Regions from separate parts of the Homo sapiens genome. Here region 2 is linked to region 1. Evidence: chromatin loops called from intact Hi-C (ENCODE). Cell type or tissue: breast epithelium. All regions are shown on one strand. Links, peaks and the distances in the headings refer to the core of each region. The heading gives the core; the rest is flanking DNA. Region 1 overlaps PGBD5 (piggyBac transposable element derived 5). Region 2 overlaps URB2 (URB2 ribosome biogenesis homolog).

The links. Peaks named below come from ENCODE experiments on the same cell type or tissue, not always from the same donor. Only the 100,000 strongest peaks of a DNase experiment are listed, where the experiment ranks them.
Region 2: a loop joins it to region 1, with 4 times the contacts of the local background. A loop is called at or near these places in 104 of 110 quality-filtered maps.

Annotation. Positions count from the first base shown.
Region 1 is chr1:230,307,287-230,315,618 of GRCh38, reverse strand. It overlaps PGBD5 (piggyBac transposable element derived 5), which reads left to right. Exons shown (of 7, transcript NM_001258311.2): 7 at 1-1,129. It also overlaps the pseudogene LOC124904587. Among named protein-coding and RNA genes, the nearest start is that of PGBD5, 110 kb to the left of the region's middle. In breast epithelium, for the core only: a CTCF peak has its summit at 4,862 (motif pointing right); DNase peaks (open chromatin) are centred at 4,878 and 7,398.
Region 2 is chr1:229,657,677-229,666,008 of GRCh38, reverse strand. It overlaps URB2 (URB2 ribosome biogenesis homolog), which reads right to left. Exons shown (of 10, transcript NM_014777.4): 10 at 5,809-6,909. The coding sequence ends at 6,712. Among named protein-coding and RNA genes, the nearest start is that of URB2, 36 kb to the right of the region's middle. In breast epithelium, for the core only: a CTCF peak has its summit at 4,579; a DNase peak (open chromatin) is centred at 4,548.

The DNA.
Region 1 (8,332 bases), core at 329-8,328:
TCAAACCACATGTCCAGTCCTGGCCCCCATTCTACAACTAAACACATGGGCCAGTTTAGGGGTCCAGGAGGGCAAGAATGGTGGGTCCACGTAGAAACCAGGTGAGGGAGGAGCAGTCCACAGGGCTGGGGTGATGGGCTGGTGAAGCAGTGTTCCAGGAGGGGAACTGCTGCTCACAGGGCTGTCCTGGTCGCCCTCGGGATACAGCCAGACTTGATCCGAGTGGCTCCCGGGGCTGAATGGGGACCGCCGGGTGCATATCCCAGGAGGCAGCCTTCAGCTCAGTGGGGAAAGCAGTTTCCAACCTTAGAGCTGCCCAACACTAGCACAGGGCACCTGAGAAAGGAGGGGCCCCTCTGCCTTTACTCTGTCTCCCACTAGAGGCAGCTGGTTCCTTCAGGGAACTCTGGTGGGGGGTGAGGGGGTGGCTGGTTCTCAGTGGGCAGGGGTGACCCTACTGGGGTCAGTGGGCTGGCAATGCTGGTCTTCACTAAGAAGAGTTGAAAATAGCCAGGAAGCTAAGCCCTGGCTCCTGGGCTCCTGGGCAGATGCTTAATTAGGAGGAAGAAGGAACCAAAATCATGAACACAACTGGCTCTCTCAGGGGGAGGCTGTCACCCTCCAAGCTCTTCTTCCCCTTCCTCAAATGGAGATTCACACTCATCCCTAGTTCAGGAGAGCCGCCATTGATGATGAGGAAATCCGTGTCAAAGAAGCTGGAAAGACTGCTATTCATTGTGAGAATTTTGTTTCCACTGCTACATTACATTGTTTCTTCTTGTTTTCCCTTCCAATTTCCAGTTAAGAATCTTTCACAGAAAATTTTTAATTTTATCACAAACTGCACAGATATCACACAGCTGCACCCCCATTTGGTGACACAAAGCATACCCTTCTGTGAAGATTTTCACTTTACGCCAAGGCATGATTGTCACTTTACGCCAAGGCAATAAATTTTTACAAATTTTGTATAACAGGAGCTGAATTCTGGGTTCTCAAATGTGAAATGTGGCAAAAAAAAAAAAAAAAAAAAAAAAGATTTAATTCAAGCATTTTGTCATGTGGTTCTTATTTCTTCAACCAAGTTTGTTTACAGTCACTGCCTTTGAAATACAGTCAAATACATCTGTTTGCTTCTCTCTGGTGGTTTTTCTTTGTGGGTGGCTGATGAGGGAGGGAGGATACAGGACAGGACGCTCATGAAAGTATGATGGGGTCTGTTGCTGGAAATGAATAGCAAGGGAGGTCGGCCAGGCCTGAGAAACCCACCGCCGGGCTCTCTGGAAGATGAAGAGGGAATGACAGGGCAGGGGGGTCTTCAGGGGGTTCAGGCCTGTGCTAACACCTTAGCTTCCTCAACCCTGCCCCCGATCCTGGGAAAAGTCAAGGGGATCCCCAAAGCGGTCTTCCTCGTCTCCCCTTCCATCTTCCCTCCACCGTCAGACTGGATTCTGCAGCCTGTAGCTGCAGCCTGTATTGGCTGCTGTTATTACCACAGCCCTAAGGGCCTCCACCATTCTCCTCGCACTCCTCAAAAGGTTCCAGAATCTGGGGTGAGCGCTCTTGTCAGAAGCTGGAACAGGAGGAAGCAATGTTCAAGAGCACTGGTGTGTGCAGAATGCCAAGGACCCCAGGAGAGCTGCAACTGCCCGCTCGTGACTGTGGACGATCACCATGTCCCCAGCTCTGCCAGCAAATACCACCCAGTCAGATGCTTTCATGATTGCAGTTCAAAACGAAAACAAAAAGGGCACGATATTGGCTTTAGCAGCGTTATCCTGACAGTCACAATGTGGACATTGTTTTTCTTACCGTAGAAAATCTCTGTATAAAATGAGATGACGGATCCCACTTTCCAAGGTTGTTTTTTTTTTTAATCACAAATGATTTTGAGGGCTGAGCACAGTGGCTCACAGCTGCAATCCCAGCAGTTTAGGAGGCCAAGGCAGGAGGACCGCTTGAGGCCAGGAGCTTGAGACCAGCCTGGGCAACATAGTGAGACCCCATATCTACAAAACAGAGAAGATTTTGAGAAGCTTGTGCTTCTCCATCTAACATAGGAATTCAAGTGTTTTTACAGCACATTATAACAAACATGCCTTGTTTTTCTACAAGCCAAAAATAATTTTCAAACACTCTTAAAATGTTAACGATTTCAAATCTTTGCAGACCCTTTAGTAAGCACTAAATTTACCTTTACTTTTGTTGTGTTTATCCCTGATGTAATGATTTATTTTATAAAATCAGAGCCTTCCCTTTACCACTATCTTTTATATGATTTCCCCTCATTTTCTTTTCCACATTTCATGGCCTCTGACTCTGTCCTTTACAAATATCTATTCCTTCTCTTTCTCCCTCCCTCCTCTTCCTCCCTCTCTTCTTCCCTTCTCCTCTTCCCCTCCCCCACATTCCTTTGCTGAGCACAGATAATCCATGTCCCCAGATGTCCCCCTCTGGATGCCCGTCCCCTAGCCCATCACCTGGCATACAGGTTCTCCAGCCTCAGGGTTCCCACGGTGCACAGGGACCTTCCCCTCTCAACGGTAGTAGGGTGAGGACATAACCTTTTGTATCCAAGACATTTTGAGGGTAGAGACATCCATAACGAGGAAAAACTCCAACAAGGAGGATTCAAAAGACCGTTTATAGATGAATAGGATAATGGGATTTAGTTTACTGATCCCAGGGCCCAGCCTTCCCTGCCACATTGACTGAATGCTGATCACATCTCCCAGTGGTGCTGGGGCGCAGTAGCTCATGCCTATAATCCCAGCACTTTGGGAAGCCAAGGCAAGAGGATCACATGGGGCCAGGAGTTCCAAACCAACCTGGGAAACATAGTGAGACCCTGTCTCTGAGAAATAGAATTTAAAAATTTAGCTGGGCTGGGTGCTGTGGCTCACACCTGTAATCCCAGCACTTTGGGAGTCTGAGGTGGGTGGATTGCTTGAGGTCAGGAGTTCAAGACCAACGTGGCCAACATGGCAAAACCCTGTCTCTACTAAAAATACAAAAATTAGCTGGGCTTGGTGGCACACGCCTGTAATCCCAGCTACTAGGGAGGCTGAGGCAGGAGAATCACTTGCAGCCGGGACGTAAAGGTTGCAGTGAGCCGAGATAGCGCCATTGCACTCCAGCCTGGGTGACAGAGCAAGACTTCGTCTCCAAAAAAAAAAAAAAAAAAAAAATTAGCTGGGCATGGTGGCATGCACCTGCAGCCTGCAGTCCCAGTTACTTGGGAGGCTGAGGCAGAGGATCGCTCAAGCCCAGAAATTCAAGGCTGCAGTGAGCACTGATTGCACCACTGCACTTCAGCTTGGGCTGAAGGATCACTTTAGCCCAGGATCACTTTAGCCCAAACAAGACGCTGTTTGTTTGAAACAATAACAACAACAACAAAAACAAACAAACAAAAAAACAGAACCATCTCCCAGGGCTGTGGGCCTTTGGGGACATGCACAGGAATACACACAAAAAAAGACAAACATGTTCTAGTTTGAGCAGAAGAATAGTACAGGGCAAGTGGACTAAGTCATTCATTCAAAACACTTTAATTGAGCTCTTCCAAATCAGTAGGCACTATGCTAAACACTAAGGGTATAAGCAAGGACAGTCTTTGCCATCAAGGGCTGTCAAATAGTGGGAGAGACACAAACGCAATATCTCATGTGGCCAGAGTGATAATAGTATGTAAAAATTAATCAAGGAATGAAGCCCGTATTTTCCCAACCACAAATGGGGATACATGAATCATGTTCTGTCTCTGGGGCAGAATATTTTAAAAGTAATTGCTATGGGAGACTGACATGGCCAGAGAGAGGTCAGGTGTGGATGTTATTCTACAGAATGAGTAGACTCGTTTTTTGGAACAAACCCACGTGACACTAGCTGATTTAGAGCCAAAAAGCTCAGGGATTTGTCACTGGGAGGATCTTGGGCCAATAGACATGAGTCTGAAAATTCTGCCCAGGTTAAACCACCCTGACAGTACCAGGCAAGAGAATGTGAAGTCTATACACATTAAAAATTTCTGGTTCCAATTCCTGGGGAGGCTGGAGCAAGAGGATCACTTTAGCCCAGGTAGTCGAGGCTGCAGTGAGCTATGGTCACGCCACTGCACTCCAGCCTAGATAAGACACAGTGAGACCCTGCCTCTAAAACTTAAAAATTAAAAAAGAAACCTGCCTAAAGGAACAGTAACCAGTCTGGAGGGAGGAGGCTCTCGATCCCGAAGAAGCCAAAGGTAACTGGACACGAGATTTTTCTGTGCCAAGCATTTCCCAGTTAGGCTGTGGCTGATTCACCCTCTCTGTCCCCCTCTCACACTCTCCTCAGTCCCAGGAACTAGAAAAAGATGGAGAGCTGTCCTTCCCTGAGTCGCCCCAACCCTTAGCAGCAGTCTGACCTTATGCGGCCTGAGTGAGGCCCAATGCTGGTAGCGGCTCTGTTCACACTCACCCTCCAGCAAAGCAAACGTCGAGAGACCAGGAGAGGGGAGTCCAACCCCAAAAAGGAGAGCCAGTGCCTGCGAGAATAAGTGTGTTCATGGAGTTAACAGGATGGAATACTTCAAAATCCAGGATGCCCTGAAACTATATGTACATCTATTAGATATCAATTAAAAATTATCTTAATTAAAAAAAATAAAAATAAAAATCCAGGATTGTTGTCCTGGCATGGATGGAATGAAGAAGGGCCTAGGAGAGTGGGAAGGTGTAGGCAGATTTGTCTGATTTTAACAGAGTTAAAACGAAAAATATGTAATTAACAACCTGCTCCCAAACCAAATTTTCACCCTCCCCCTTTTCGGACTGTCCACCTTCTTTGAGATGAAGCCTTTCCCATGGCTGCCCAGCAGAGGGCAGCAGAGGACACCTTATGAGCCTCCGTCCCCTGCACACAATAGCGCATTCGTTCAACAAATGCCTTCGGAGTTTGGAGTGGACAGTGTTCCAGGCACTGTGGACACTGCCCTAAATAAGACAGACGAGGTCTCTGCTGGTCCAGAGCAAGGGGAGAGAACAATAAGCAAAGTCATGGAGACTATAGCACCGTAAAGTGATGGGGACAGGAATGGAAAAGGGGCTTGCTGATTCCACATTTCGGCTTCCAGCCAGTGTTTACCAGTACTTGTTAGGGGCCGGGCACTTCTGGGGACAGTCACCAACACAGAGGCCCCTGCCTTCATGGAGCTTACGTTCCACAGGAGGAGAGAGCACCATAAACACAAAAAGGGTCACAGAATCTTTTTTTTTTTCAAGACAGTTTCGCTCTTGTCCCCCCAGGTGGAGTGCAATGGCGCGATATCGACTTACTGCAACCTCCACCTCCCGGGTTCAAGTGATTCTCCTGCCTCAGCTTCCTGGATTCTCCTGCCTCAGCTTCCTGAGTAGCTGGGATTACAGGCACGTGCCACCACGCCTGGCTAATTTTTGTATATTTAGTAGAGACAGGGTTTCACCATGTTCACCAAGCTGGTCTCGAATTCCTGACTTCAGGTGATCCACCCGCCTTGGCCTCCCAAAGTGCTAGGATTATAGGCGTATGCCACCACACCCGGCCTCAGCAGAATCTTTTAAAGGACACCGAGTGTTACGGAAAAGGAAAACATAGAGCAGGATTTGGGGAGTGTCGGGGAGTGGGGAGCAGCAGGCTGGTGTAGCCACGCTCCCTGAGAGGCCAGATTGGAGCAAGGTCTGACAAGAGGGACTGCCAGGTGACTCCGAGGACCCACCACAGTCTGGTCCACAGCTGTTCTATGTTGGAATCACTGCGGGTGCCTGGGTTCCACCCGAGGCCTAGGTTGAGGACCTCTGGCCTAGAGCAAGGTTTCTGGGCAGCCCTGTCTCTCACCCCTTATGCCTTCCTCTCCATTTTACAAATGAGAATAGTGACGCTCAAACACGCTCACGCCTCCCTAAGTAAAGGACGGTCAGGATTTGAACCCAGAAGTATTTGAACCCAAAACTCCCATGTTTCCTCAGCATCACACCGTCTCCCAGACCACGTGACTCGTCTCTCTTTTGGAAAATATCTAGGAGCAAATGGCTCTTCCCGCCACTACACCCAACAAACATCTGGATTGTTCTGTGTCATTGGTTAACTTGCAGGGACACAGTCAAGGTGGTAAGGAGGTTGTGCCTCCTGACCCGGGACAGCTTAGCCTTCCCCTGACCCATAGGACGCTGTGGGTCACCAACAGGCAGCAGGGACACAGTGGAGCCACCCAAGCTTCTGAGGTCTTCCCTGCCTTGGACCTTTATTGCCTCCAATGCACAAGATGCCAGGGAGCTAAGGATGCGCTCTCAGAAGGAGGCGTGAGCTCCAAGATGGGGCGTCCAAGCCCACCTCCGGCCCAGTTGATGCTGGCAAAAAGACTTTAATTAATTTCTTTATTTTGGGGCACAATTCCAGCAAGCTTAATTGGGGAATTCATGTCTCACTTGCGAGCCTTTCCTTGGCCAATGTGGTGGCATGTGCGGGAGACTGGCGGCACCCACAGACTGCTGTGAGATGGCGAGAAGCAAAGCCGGGCTGGGGGCTGCAGGGCTCTCCGAGGACCCGCACCGCTTCTGGTGACTCTGGCCATGCCCAAGAAACCATGGGGCACGGAGCACAGGCGGCCTGGGGCCTTGTCAAGCCACAGTGCTGACTCCCAGTGTTTCGTGGTGCCCCGAGGGTTTCGCACTTGCCTTTTGATACCTGGACGACCTGGGCGTGCAGGTGGCACGCTCAAGACTGCATCTGTAGCCCTGAGTTCAGGTTCAGCCTCACCGCACATGCTCTGCACCCTAAAGGAGTCAACAGCCTTTCTGGGCCTCATTTCCCCTGCTATACAGTGGGCCTAAGAATACCTGCCTAGCTTTCTTCCCAGGGTCCTTGTGAGACATCAGGAACTGGAGTACCCAGGTACTAGAGTCCTCACTGAAAGCACCTCCTCTAGGGCCTGGGATTGCTGGGAGGTGCAGAGTAGATTTCGGGAGCCAGTCCTGGATCCCTCCTTCCTCCCGCCTCCCCACCCCTAGCCCTGCAGGGTTCAAGATCACTTAAACCTTAAGAAATCCCTCTCCTCTTAAATCTGTGTGTGCCACCAGCTGCCCCTCTTTGTGGAGGGTCCATCCTTCCTTTTGGTAATAAGGAACACTTGCTACTTAGTGATTCACTAATGCCTGCAAATCTCCTGGTTCAAGAGTAGGAGCTGAGAATTCGCTAGATATTCGGGAGAGGGGTACAGCACACCCAGCGGGCCCAAAGCTGACTGTCTGCGTCCGAGTGATTATCCAGGAGGCACTGCCTCCAAGTCAGACCAGAAGGCTTTGACTAGGTGTGATGACTAAGACTGTACCACAATAGGGAGTGGACATCAGGAAACACGACCTGGCTGCTGGCCACCTGGCAGCTGGCCACTGAGCAGGATGTTAGACTCCTCCAGTCACTGCTTGGCTCTTGCAAGTAAATCACAAGGTTCTTCTGCCTTTGCACAGGTCTAAACGCCAGGCAGACAGAGCGAGGAACAGGCCCCAGGGTGGTTAGCCCAAGAGGACTTTGCAGGGAGGATGGTGCATCTTTCTTTCTGAATGTTTTTTTGGTACGAGGGCAAACAGCATTCTTTCCAGAATGGTCCAGGTGAATCTTGCCAAGAAATAGCAGCCCAGATAGAGGGACCCCTCAGGGCTTCTGCATTATCTGAGGATTGGCTCCCACAGGAGGGGTGAGTTACAAATAATGGATTCTTCCTTTGCTCCTGCAGACAGTAGACTTGATTGACATTGTGATCAAGTGCCTGCTGGAAGGAACCCCAGGCAGCAGGCACTGCTTCCCCTGATGGGATCTGAAGGACCCTGAGCATCCTCTCTACCCAAAAGAGACACTTACCACCACTGCCCCAACCTTAGATCCTCTCTGCTTTCACTCTCTAAGCCTCTCTTATTTAAAACTATCCCCAAAGGTAACATAGATGAACTTTCTTCTATTAACTGTTTAATGACAATTAGTTGCTTGCTGTCATTCATTTTCATTCACCTGGTTAGTCATTCAAGGAAGAAGCAGCTTTAACTATTTCCTGAATGCCAGCATGCCGTGACCAGTAAGACCCAGGCAGAGGCAGAAATGATTGGCTAGAGTGTGCTGCGGTGAGTTCCAGGGGGGTGACCAGAAGACAACTAGGACTTGAGGGAAGCTGAGCCAGCCAGGAAAGTGGAGGGAGGGAAGGCCTTCGACATAGACAGGGAGTGAGCTAAGGTGTTGGGAGGGAGCCAATGAATGAATGGGGTTGGGTGGTGGGGGGAGTAGTTGGATACGAGTCAAAAAAGTGGATTAAGCCCCAGTGCTG
Region 2 (8,332 bases), core at 117-8,116, 650 kb after region 1:
CATAGTGCATGGAAAATTTAATTCAAATATTTATTCTACAAAGACGCATTCATTGACATTTATGGAGACAGGCGGGTGGAGCGCAGTTTTCAAATTGTTCTACTCTGCTGGAAGACCAGTATTCCCAGGGCATTCTTCATCCAACAAGTATTAATTGAGCACCTACTATGTGCCAGGTGCCCATTTCGGGTCCATACTCAAGCTGTGAGTAGCACAAACAGGATCCCTGCATATGCGGAGTTTAACTTCTACTGGGAAAAAAGACACCAGACAACATGCATAAGCAAAACACCTAGTAAATTGGAGAGCAACACATACTGAGGAAAAAGTAATGAAGCAGGGAAAAAGGGGACAGGATGGTCAAGGCAGGTGGGTGGGATTTTAGATGGAGTTTCCAAAAGTCATCATAAGGCCAGGCGTGGTGGCTCATGCCTGTAATCCCAGCACTTTGGGAGTCCAAGGATGGTGGATCACCTGAGGTCAGGAGTTCAAGACCAGCCTGGCCACCATGGTGAAACCCCGTCTCTACCAAAAAAATATAAAAATTAGCCAAGCATGGTGGCACGCACCTATAGTTCCAGCTACTCAGGAGGCTGAGGTGGGAGAATCGCTTGAACCTGGGAGGCAGAGGCTGCAGTGAGCCAAGATCATGCCACTGTAACCCATCCTGGGCAACAGAGCAAGACCCTGTCTCAAAAAAAAAAAAAAAAAGAAATTTGTTTTTTGAAAGGAGACTCTTTGGAGGTTTGAAGGAAGATGGAGGGACAACCACTAGGACTATTTAGAAACAATCTCTAGGATGAGTGACCACAGGCAGTAAGAGAAAAGAGGGAAGATGCTAGTGAGAGCTGGGACTGAAGGAGAGTGAGGAATTGGTTATGTCTTCCAGATTTTCAACTCAATTCAATGAGCAGAAATTGGCAAGTTTGAAAAGGACTTGCCCAGAGGCAATGGTGACATCAGGGAGTGGAAGGTCAGGAAAGTTAGAAGGTCTAGAGAGAATTGTCAAGGATTAATCCTTGAGGACACCAGTATTTTAGGGGAAGGGAGAGAAAAAGGTAACCAAGAGCATCAGAGATAGTCGAGGCCCTAGAGGATGCAGAGAGCCAGCGGGGGGTCCGACCAGCCAAGGGTGTCCAGCGATGGTCAAGGACCTACCACACATTCGTGAAGCCAGGTGTCTTTCAGAGGGCAGTTTTGATGGGAAGGATGACCAAGGAGCAAAGGTAGACTCCTTATAATTGTTGGGTAGTCAAGAGAAAAGGCTGATGGAAATGTGAGAGGATAACAGGATCGAGACTGAAGATAAATTAAGAGTATTCTGTGTGTGTCTATAAACAGCAGGGAAAGTGATAGCAGAGACTCGAGAGACAGAGGGCTATGGTTAGATGGGAAGAGATTGTGTGCCTGATTTAATCTGTTATAAAGCTCAAAGAGGGCTTAGAGAAAATACCAGTGCAGGCTGCATGCCAAGTCAGAGAATACCAGACACTGAATGGCACCGGCACCCACATCTGTCCCCACAAGAACAGCCATTCTGAGTCTTTGAAATGGCCATAGTTGGGAAACAGTTGGCCATGCCCTCTAGCATGACATTAAGGTACAGGAAGACGCAGGGCCGTGCACTGATTTGTGTTTCTGTGGGTGCTTCTTTATCACCACCTTGGCAGCCGGCCAGGCGTTACTGCTGGGATTTCCCGTGGCCTCATTTTTCTGAGTGTGTTTCTCGCCCCAGGCCCCAGCACACTTTCACCTCCGTTGAGCCTGGTCTACTGAGTCACATCCCCTCAATCCTCCTTTGTAATGAAAAACCACTCCCACTACTACTAGTTGTGTTCTTTCTGGAGCATTTCACAAACCTCTTCCTTCCTCTCATCCAAATATTTATGTTCTACGATCAACCAGAACTTCACATTAAAACCATTGTAACAATCCAGTCTCCACAAGCTCCTAACATCCCAAAGCTATGCTGCCTCATGGATGTTTCTCCCTCTGATGAAAAAAGAGATCTTCCTCCCAATAGGTGACCCCAGCAGAAGAGAGAGAACAGGATTTTGTAGAGAATCAATCCCCATGACTCCATTCCTTTCTCCCTCAACAGAGCTGGCTCTGGAGTTAAGGGTAGGGCAGGACAATCAGGGAACTCCAAAGACGAGGAAGGAGGTGACAGACCTAGGGATGCCAGTGAGGCACAGTGGTCATGGTGGCAACGGGGAACAAGCTGGGTAGAGGGACAACAGGGCAGGCCAAAGAAAGGACATTACAAACAGGCTCATTGGGCCAGGCACGGTGGCTTACACCTGTAATCCCAGCACTTTGGAGGCCAAGGCAAGAGGATCACCTGAGCCCAGGAGTTCAATTCCAGCCAGGGCAAGAGCGAAATCCCATCTCTACTTAAAAAAGATTAGCGAGGCGTGGTGGCATGCACCTGTAGTCCTAGCTACTTGGGAGGCTGACATGGGAGGAGCACTTCAGCCCAGGAGTTGGAGGCTGCAGTGAGCTAGGATCACACCACTGTACTCCAGCCTCTTAAAAAAAAGGAGCAAGGGAAGCCAAGAAGAGTCCAACAAGGAGGCTCAAGTGTGAGTTCTCACATCAGCGATGGCAGATGGGCAGGGGTGGCAGTCCTGGGAATGTGGGGTCAGGACATTTCAGAAGGGTCCCCAGTGTGGACATGAGGCTACAAAAAATATCAGCAGGAAACAAGAGGGAAGACTGGGAAAGAAGAGAGGTCACCAGCAAGCAGGAGTGATTGAGAGAGGTGGCCCAGACACACCAGGGAGGGAGGGCAGAGAAGTCAGTGAGTGGGGATGGCAGAATGGTGTTGGAAGGACGTGGGGACAAGAAAGCACAGGGCAACAGAAGTAACATCCATTAGAGAGACACGAGAGACATACAGGCTGAGGGGGAAAGGGTGAATATCACCTCTCCCTCCAGCCACTGAACTTGTCTGCTGGAAGAGATGGAAAAGGTAAACGACAAAGTAAAATTTAAAAAAAAAGGAGAGTGTTCAGAAGTTGCACAAGGGAATGAGGAATCAAAAACGACACTGCTGCTGCCTCTACAGCGGCTTTTATGAGACATAAAGCAGAAACGTATGAGCTTATTAGACAAAAGAATTCAGGCTATAGCCTGGCATGCCGGCAATAAATCAAAGTTACCTCTATGAGTTATGAGAAACCAGGGCCAGGTGCGGGGGCTAACACCTGTAATCCCAGCACTTTGGGAGGCCAAGGAAGGGAGGACTGCTTGAGGCCAGGAGTCCCAGACCAGCCTGGGCAACATAGTGAGACTATCTCTACTAAAAACTTAAAAATTAGCTGGTTGTGGTGGTGTGCACCTGTAGTCCCAACTACTTGGGAAGCTGAGACAAGAGGATCGCTTGAGCCCAGGAGTTGGAGGGTGCAGTGAGCTAGGATTGCACCACTGCACTCCAGCCTAGGCAATAGAGCGAGACCCTGTCTCCAAAGAAAAATGAAAAAGAGAAACCGAAAAAAAAAAAAACTCCCCCAAATCCCTTCAAGTAGACACCCCCTCTTTGCTGTCTTTTTTTCTGGAGACTTCACATCACTCCTTAACATTGGGCAGTTTCCACAGCTACTGTAGGAGGCTGAGTCCGGGAAGCTGCAGAAGACAGGCTGTGAAGGAGACCCACCCACTGTGGTCCACAAGCAGGGCAAGGTCGAGAACGGGGCTGTGTGTTGTCTGTGCCATTGGGGGCCCCCTGATGTACTACTGTCCAGGACCGCCCAAGGCAACATCCCAGGCAAAGTCACCCCGCTGAGCCTTCTCTCACCCAACTCCCCTTACGCCCACCCCTCCCTTCAGGTGTCCGCCCTCAGCCAAAACCAGGCTGCCACATGGATTCAGTGCAGGCATTAAGGATCAGCACCCCAGGCCCTTCCAGGGGCGCCTCTCACCACCCAGGCAGGTCTCAGTTCAAATATCACCTCTTTCTCCAGCCACTGAACTTGTCTGCTTTGCTGCCAACCCCGCGATCACCCCCTGGCCTATTTGTTTCCTGGCTCATTGTCAATGTCCTCTACTAGAAAGCTCCCTGAGGACCAGGGCCATGTCTCCGTGCCTGGTACAGACAGGTGATTCATGCACATCTGTCAGGTGATGGGGGTCTGGAGCCACAGCAAGTCCAGTGGGGACAGTCTCTCTGAAGCCCAGCATTTTGCCGTTCCCCAAGCTGAGTCCCCAACTCTGCCATGTGGAGAGCTGGCTGGGCCAACTCTCTTTGCTTGTGAGGTCTATTCTAACAGGATAAAAATGAACAACAGAGCCTCCATATTTGCCAGCCAGAAACATGTTTCTTCTACCCTATGAATCAGCAAAATGGAGTTAAAACAAATTCTTTGCTGAGGAGCGTTTAGAGTTCAAATAGAAATGACTGTGAGGAACCTGTGACTGCTTCCCCAGAAATGGGAACACAGCAGAGAGCCCTTCAGAGCTGTGCAGGGAGGAGGTGGAGTCCCAGCCTTCTCTTCGTCCTTCCCTTCCTTCAAGGCTGACTACCTGGCAGCCGCTGCCAACTCCCTTCGAAAGGCCCTGCAGTGCCACCACCAGGACGCCTGATGAACTGCTCCACGTTCGTCAGCTCACCCAGCATTCCCAAGGCAGGGGGAAAGGATGGTCCCCTCACCTCTGGCCTTCAGAACTTTCAGCACAGGAAAAACTAGCCATGGCTCCATGAAGGCCTTGGAGACAGTTAGCTTCCGGTCTGGGCACTTGAACCAGAGGCAAACCTAAGACCGTGTTTTAGCTCCCGCTTGTTTACAGCTCGTGTCCTTGAAAGGTCGCCCGCTCACACCAACACCCATCTCCAATTGTGAACAAGAAATGGCGCCACCAGACTCTCTTCGAGGCTCCTGCAGGGAGTTTACTACAGAAACAAAATTCTGTCAACACAAAGCATTAAGCGAAAGGATGCCAGACCAGCCGAAGACATTTCTGGTGGCCAGAGCTTCGAAAGGCCCTCTGCACACACAGTCTAGATGAGGAAGGGAAGGGAACAGATGACATGTGCAGTGCGTAAGGCAGGACTGTCCCCCAGCCCCCACAAGATAGCACAGGAAATAAAATCAAATGTGGGGCGTAAAACAAGGGCCATTTCTCTTAGGTATCAAAGACATTCATTTTATATTGTCTGCTCCAATCACATCTGCTTGAAAATACAGTGTTAAAAAAAAAAAGCCTTTGCTTAAGGATGATCCTTCAAATAACTTCAAAAGTCTGCATTTTGAACTAATTAAAAAGGGAATTCCAACATGATTCCCCCAAAGACAGTGAATAAGAAAAATGGTAAATATCCCAATTGAGAAATGTGCTATTACAGAAGAAAGATAATTATATAAACATAATTTACATAAGAAATAAAAATGGTAAATGTGAAAAATGTATAATCTCTTAGTAATTAAAGAAATTCAAAACAGAATAACATCTCTCTCCTATCAAGGAAGCATAAAGAAACAAAAATCAATAATATTAAAGTTGACTCACTAGTAGGAAAATAAATTAGTAATATTCTAGGGGGCAATTTGGCAATATTTATATAAATCCTTTAAAAATGATGTGGTTTTCTGACAAATAATACAACTCATGAGAATTCATCTTCTGAAAATAATTCAGCTGCAAGCACCATCTATAAAAGGGAATTTGGACAGATACCTATGTCTAACCATGGTGTACTTATTAAATAAAACAACAATATCTACTCAATGGACTACTATGCAGCCAAAAAAAATATATGTCGAATGTTTTCACTGACCCAGAGTTACTTAAAATATTACACAGGAAAAAAGGTAACTTTAAAAAAATGCATTTATGATCCAATTTAGCTACTATATATATTTATATGCACATCTATATACATACACATAGTAAAGGGACTACAACAAGATACTCCAAGGTGACAACCGAGGTTATCTGGGTAACTGAGACTATGAATGAGTTTTTTAAATTATCCTTTTATTTTTCTTTTCTGAGGTTGCTATAATAAAAATATATTGCTTAGGTAATAAGAAAAAACAATTAGGATTATTTCTTAAACTGCATAGGAAAAAAAAATTCCTAAATGAACTTCACAGAGCTAACACAGGAGGAGCAGGCAGGAGCCCTGGCACCTGTGCTAAACGTCACCGACCTGCCTGAGGTGCCCACTATCGCCACCCAGAGCAGACACCTCAGGCCACAGACTCTAACTTTCCCTGACTTCTTCAGAAAGCATACTTAGAGGGAAGGCAGAAAATGTGACATTTCAAGAATACTTCCCATGTTACTTGAAGAATTTGAAAGGCAAGTATATTTAAACAGGGCTGAATTATACGCCCATGTACCCAAAGTAAAAAGCCAAGTTTTATGTAGTTTCCAGTGCAGACGAGGGAACACCAAACCACTGAGCCAAGACGAGAACCAAACACAGAAAGGTCCCAAGAGTCAGCAATTTTTCTATTGAATTAATCTCATCCCAGGGTCAATTTTCAGGATTCTATTGCAATACTTACTGCATAAAACTATGTATTAAAAAATAGTAAGAAAAACACGATGTAAAATACATCAAAATATACTACATAAACCCCAAAGGATTTTCTATGTATACCAATACTACGAATTAGAACATCTTAAGTCTTTCATTCTCCAGCTCTTTCAGACCATGCAGCCAAAGCCTCTGGACAGTGTCACTGGCGGCACTTCTGTCCCATAGCCTTAGGCCGTATATCTTTTCTCTCCTTCATGTTTGGCCTTGTGGTACTTGAGATAGTCATTATAGAGCTCCTTAAAGATGTCTCTCATTCCCGGCTGCAGCGAGGCCCGCAGGAACTGGACGTCAGGCTCGATGCAGAGGTCCAGGATGAGGTAAATGCCCTCCTGCAGCAGACTTTTCACAGCTGGATATAAGGTCACCTGAGGAAAAAGGCAAACCTCTGTGAGAACAATTGGGGGCAGAGATCAAGCCGCACCACCTGCCAACAATGCCTTGGGAAGCACTAACAAGTAATTTCAAACTGACCTCCAAATTGAGAAAAAAATCGACATTCACTTTTAAAATATAATTTTATTACTAAGTCAAACCTTTAAATACTCATATTTTTAAAGTTTGTATTTTGGGGAAATAGAAGCTAACTCAAGCAAACACAAACCTGGAATAAAACTCCATGAAAGCAAAAGGCTGGCTTTGCTGTTCAGTAAATGATGCTTACATGTTTACCAGGGGCATTTTAAAAAACTGGAGTCTTTAAATTTAAAAACCTTATAAGAAGATAAGCTGCCTGCCCATTGTGTCAAATTCTTCTACACCGTCAATCACCTTGGAAGCTATGCCAACCCTGTGGGACAATGACAACTACGTTCACCATAACACTATGACCCCCATCTCACCCCAGAGCAAGGCAGCAGGCAGGCTCTGAAACTACCAAAACAGACCACTGATAAGCCTACACTAGTAATTAGATCACATCATATCACCCAAGAGCAGAAGTGATTTCATGATTGCCATTTAATAGATTCCTTTTTTATTTATGTCAAGAACAGCACAATATGCACTTAATTCCTAACAGCCCTGGAATGGTTGAACTGGTCCTCATCCCTAAAGATGCACTTCTCCCCTGAAGTTCAGGGTTACCTAAAATCTGGAGCACAGGAGTGTGGGTGGCAGCCAGCTCCAACCTGGCTGTATCTGATGCTCCACCCAAACTTCCAGAGAAGAGACTCAGACTAATATCAAACCAACCTAAAAGGCTGGGGGAACAGGTTCTCTTCACACTTACCACATCCATTCAGGTTTCAACTAAATGTGGGCTGAACAGAGTTTGAAACCCTAGTAACTGAAACTAAAAAGCAGTAGTAATGAACAGTTCTGGGAACAGATGGTGGTGATGGCTGCACAATATAAGAATGTATATACTACTACTGAAGTGCACACATAAAACAGTTAAGCTGGTAAAATTCACCTTATACTAGATGTATTTTGCCATTACTTTTAAGAAGTAGAAAAAAACCAAAGCAGTGGTAGAGCATCAGCAGACAGGCCTGGAATTTGGCTGATCATTTATTGCTACCCTGATAACCTGAAAGGGTTAATGTGTCTCTGCAAACACAGTTTCTAATGAGGACATATTTTATTAACCAGAAGAACTGATTCACGAAGGCAACCACTGGGAAGTACATTCCTAAAGAGGCAATTTGTTTCTGTCTCTCAGACGATGCTACTCTTCAAAGTTATGATCCTTTTCATGTAATAGTTCAGAAATTTCTGACAAGTGATCATCTTAAATTTTACCATTTTATAGATGATAGCAACACTCAAGGACCGAAGGTAGAATGGCGT